Linked DNA regions of Homo sapiens: region 1 is linked to region 2. A link is an interaction called in ENCODE POLR2A ChIA-PET data of the cell type or tissue named here. Cell type or tissue: MCF 10A. All regions are shown on one strand.

What was found. Peaks named below come from ENCODE experiments on the same cell type or tissue, not always from the same donor. Only the 100,000 strongest peaks of a DNase experiment are listed, where the experiment ranks them.
Region 1: POLR2A ChIA-PET joins it to region 2 with 6 read pairs; 5 of 35 experiments call an interaction of 5 or more read pairs at or near these places.

The regions. Positions count from the first base shown.
Region 1 is chr16:3,945,328-3,947,827 of GRCh38, reverse strand. TRIDDENT (TRIM28 interacting DNA damage repair enhancing non-coding transcript) reads left to right here. Exons shown (of 2, transcript NR_120311.1): 2 at 1-219. Among named protein-coding and RNA genes, the nearest start is that of TRIDDENT, 3.9 kb to the left of the region's middle. In MCF 10A, no CTCF peak of the experiment used is centred here; a DNase peak (open chromatin) is centred at 1,497.
Region 2 is chr16:4,149,597-4,152,096 of GRCh38, reverse strand. No RefSeq gene overlaps it. Among named protein-coding and RNA genes, the nearest start is that of ADCY9, 34 kb to the right of the region's middle. In MCF 10A, no CTCF peak of the experiment used is centred here; no DNase peak of the experiment used is centred here.

The sequences.
Region 1 (2,500 bases), 200 kb after region 2:
CTCCAGCCTGGGCAGCAGAGCGAGACTGTCTCAATAAACAACAACAAAAAAAATTACATTTAAAAAAACTTAGGCTATGGGGCCCAGCGTGGAGGCTCACACATGTAATTCCAACATTTTGGGAAGCTAATGCCGGAGAATCGCTTAAGCCCAGGAGTTCAGGACCAGCTTGAGCAACAGTGAGATTCCATCTGTATATTAAAAAAAAAAAAAAAAAAATTAGCCAGGCATGGTGTTGCTCACCTGTAGTCCCAGCTGCTCAGGAGGCTGAGGTGAGAGGATCACTTGAGCCTGGGAGTTCGAGGCTGAGGTGAGAGGATCACTTGAGCCTGGGAGTTGGAGGCTGAAGTGAGCCATGAGGGCGCCACTACACTCCAGCCTGGGTGACAGAGTGAGAGCCTGTCTTTAAAAAACATATAATAATAATAATAATTAATAATTAAACAAATAATAAGGCTTAGACTAAGAGGGAAGGCAGAGCACACTCAGGTGCATTCGGCCTTCTGGATGCTACCAGGGAATGCCAGACCTCCGGGAGAAACAAGAACCCACGTGTTCTCAAGGCGCCCAGCCCAGCCCAACCTGTGGCCCTCCAGAAACTGTCGTGGTCATCCTCCATTCACCTGTCTGTTCATTCATCAACTCACCCTTCAGATAGCTGCAGAGGACCTATGATCACCAGGAATCTCCCCATGAGCAAACTATGGGGCACTGGGAAGACGGTGGCCACAGTTAGAGGTGGGAGCCGCACAGGCAGATGGAACCGCAGTGGCCGCAAGCCCTGGAGGATCTTCGGCCGTCCGTGCTGGCTTGGAAGCCCTCCTGGGTTTCTTTACACGGACTTAGGGCTTTGGGGACTCTGGCTGGGGTGACCTCGACCTGTGCCGAGCCTCCAAAGATTCCTGTAGGCGCTGCACCCCGAGCGGAGACTGCAGCTCGGCCTCCCTGCGTCTGCACTGCCTCCCCTGCTGCAGGGGTGTCCCCAAGGGCCTGGGCCGTGCTCCTCCTACCGCAGCTCCTGGTCCTGGCGCCTCCTCCATCCAGAGACACAAGTGGCCCCTACGACTCCAGCACCAGACCTGATCTCAAGCACCAGGCAATACTCATTAAATCAAAATGTGCTAGAACCGGAAGGAATAAATCTCACTGTGATGGATTCCTGGGGTTCCAACAACCCCTCAGCAACCAGTATATTAATTCTAATAAAATGTTCTAAAATTCAGTAAAATGCAAGGAATCCCATTTTCCAGGAAGGCATATAAAGGCTCAGGCATATGTAAGGCACAGAGGGAGTGACGGCCAACCTGGGAATTAGACTAAGGTTTCTTTCCTCTCTGTGCCTTGATAGAGAATCCACCTCAGTTCCAGAACTTGCATCAGAAACAGGGTCCTCTTCCCACACCCCACTTCTCGGGGAGGGCTCAAGCCGCATCTGCCTCTGGAAGCAGATATCCGTGACTATTATGACTCCTTGGAAGGCAGCCAGGCATGAGCCTGTGGCTTACATTCCTTAATGCTCAAGCACATTCCTTCGTGTTCAAGTATACGTGTGGTTGGCTCGAGCACAGAAGCACAGAGCTGAGCAAAATATTCAGCGCCTTTTTCAGAGAACCCTGGCTGGTGCTGGTGGATGTTCCTGCCCCTTCCTCCACCATGAACATTTTTAAAAATTAAGGTGAGTCTGGGCACAGTAGCTCATGCCTGTAATCCCAGCACTTTAGGAGGCTGAGATGGGAAGATCCCTTGAGCCCAGAAGTTTGAGACCAGCCTGGGCAACACAGTGAGACCCCATCTCTACAAAAACTAAAAAATTAGCCAGGCAGGGCATCGTGTGCCTGTAGCCCCAGCTACTCAGCAGTCTGAGGTAGGAGGATCACTTGAGCCCAGGAAGTTGAGGCTTCAGTGAGCCATGTTTGTGACGCTGCACTCCAAAAAAAAAAAAAAGAAAAAAAGAGGCCAGGCACAGTGGCCCACACCTATAATCCCAGCACTTTTGGGAGGCTGAATTGGGTGGATCACCTGAGGTCAGGAGTTCGAGACCAGCCTGGACAACATGGTGAAACCCCATCTCTACTAAAAATACAAAAATTAGTCGGGCGTGGTGGCAGGTGCCTGTAGTCTCAGCTACTCGGGAGGCTGAAGCAGGAGAATCGCTTGAACCCAGGAGGGGGAGGTTGCAGTGAGCCGACATGGTGCCACTGTACTCCAGCCTGGGCGACAGAGTGAGACTCCGTCTCAAAAAAAAAAAAAAAGAAATATGAAATGTCCAGAAAAGGCAAATCTATAGAGACAGAAAGATCAACGGTTGCTGGGGCAAGGGAGGAGAACTGTCACAAGTTGAGAGTAAAATTTTTAGGATGGTGGAGATGTTCTAAAAATTGGATCATGTTGGTTACATGACTCTACAAATTTACTAAAAGGCATTGGTTATACATTGAGAGTGGGTGAATTTTACTATATGTAACTATATCTAAAAAACATTGTAAAAATAAAAAAGTAA
Region 2 (2,500 bases):
CTTTTTTTTTTTCTAATTGTAATTTACTTACAATAGAATGGATATTATATATTTTTAATTTTTATTTGTTTTTATTATTTTGTTTTATTTTATTTTTGAGACGGAGTCTCCCTCTGTAGCCCAGGCTGGAGTGCAGTGGACTTGGCTCACTGAAACCTCTGTCTCCCGGGTTCAAGTGATTCTCCTGCCTCAGTCTCCCGAGTAGCTGGGATTGCAGGCACCCACCACCATGCCCAGCTAATTTTTGTATTTTTAGTAGAGACTAAGTTTCACCATGTTGGCCAGGCTGGCCTTGAACTCCTGACCTCAGGTTATCTGCCGGCCTCGGCCTCCCAAAGTGCTGGGATTACAGGTGTGAGCCACTGTGCCCGGCCTTATTTTATTTTATTTTTTGAGATGACGTCTCACTCTGTTGCCCAGGCTGGAGTGCAGTGGCGTGATCTCAGCCCACTGCAACTTCTGCCTCCCAGATTCAAGTGCCACCATGTCATGCTTATTTTTGTATTTTTAGCAGAGAAGGGGTTTCTCCATGTTGGCCAGGGTGGTCTTGAACACCTGACCTCAGATGATCCACCTGCCTTGGCCTCCCACAATGTTGGGATTACAAGTGTGAACCACCTCGCCCAGCCGAGATTTGTATTTTTGTAGAGACATGGGGTTTCGCCATTTTGCCCAAGCTGGTCTTGAACTCCTGGGCTTAAGCGATCCTTCTGCCTCGGCCTCCCAATGTGCTGCGATTAAGGCATGAGCCACCGTGCCTGGCCAAAAGCTGTGATTTTTTTAGAAAATATTGAACATCATTGTCATCCCTGAAATTGCCTTCACAGTGTGTCCCAGTCAGTTCCCACGCCCCAAAGCCTGCCATTGTTCTGTTGTTTTTTTTTCCAACATTGATTCATTGTACCTGTTCCCAAACTTCGTATAGTTGGAAATATACATTAGGTACTCATTTATTCTGTCACCCAGGCTGGAGTATAGTGGCGTGTTCTTGGCTCACTGCAACCTCTGCCTCCCGGGTTCAAGCAACTCTTGTGCCTCAGCCTGCCTAGTAGCTGGGACTACAGGTGTGTGCCACCATGCCCAGCTAATTTTGTATTTTTTAGTAGAGATGGGGTTTCACCACGTTGGCCAAGGTGGTCTCTAACTCCTGACCTCAGGCAATCTGCCCATCTTGGCCTCCCAAAGTGCTGGGATTACAGGTGTGAGCCACTGTGCCCCGCCAAGCATTATGTCTTTGAGATTTGTCTGTGTCATTGTGACGTACCTTTTGCCTTTCCCACCACCCGAATATGTGACTTTACCACAGTTTATCCATTTTCTTATAGACAGACACCAGGGGCCACTTCCATTTTTTGACTATTACAGATAATTTTGCACAAGGCTTTTCATGGACATTTGAAATGGAATTGCTGGAAAAAAAAAACCGAATTGCTGGGTCATAAGATTTTACTTTCTAGTTTAGTAAAGAAACCAGGTTGGGCACAGTGGTTCACATGCCTCCTTTGGGAGGTTGAGGCAGGAGGATTACTTGAGCCCAGGAGTTCAAGACCAGCCTGGGCAACATAGTGGGATGCCATCTCTACAAAACACAAAAAGAAAGGCCGGGCGCGGTGGCTCATGCCTGTAATCCCAGCACTTTGGGAGGCCGAGACAGACTGATCACCTGAGGTCAGGAGTTCGAGACCAGCCTGGCCAACGTGGTGAAACCCCATCTCTACTAAAAATACAAAAATTAGCTGGGTGTGGTGGTGCATGCCTCTAGTTCCAGCTACTTGGGAGGCTGAGGCAGGAGAATAGCTTGAACCCAGGAGGTGGAGGTTGCTGTGAGCCAAGATCATGCCCCTGCACTGCAGCCTGGGCAACAGAGCGAGACTCGGTCTCAAAAAAAAAAAAAAAAAAAGGAAAAGAAAAGAAAAAGAAAAATTTAGCTGGGCCTGGTGGTGCATGCCTGTAGTCCCAGCTGCTTGGGAAGCTTAGGCAGGAGGATGGCTTGAGGCCAGGAGGTTGAGGCTGCAGTGAGCAGTGATTGTACCATCTCACTCCAGCCTGGGCAACAGAAAGAGACCCGGTCTCAAAAAAAAAAAAAAAAAAAAAAAAAAAAAAGGAAACCATTAGACAGTATTCCAAAGCAGTTTTTTTTTGTTTTGTTTTTGAGACGGAGTCTCGCTCTGTCGCCAGGCTGGAGTGCAGTGGCACCATCTTGGCTCACTGCAAGCTCCGCCTCCCGGGTTCAAGCAATTCTCCTGCCTCAGCCTCCCGAGTAGGTGGGACTACAGGCGCACACTGCCAAGCCTGGCTAATTTTTGGTTGCCAGGATGGTCTTATCTCCTGACCTCATGATCCGCCCGCCTTGGCCTCCCAGAGTGCTGGGATTACAGGCGTCAGCCACCGTGCTTGGCCCAAAGCGGTTTTGTTATTTTACACTCCCATCAACAACATACGACGGTTCTAGTTACTCCATATTTTTGCCAACATTTGGTGTTGTCAGTCTGCTTAATTG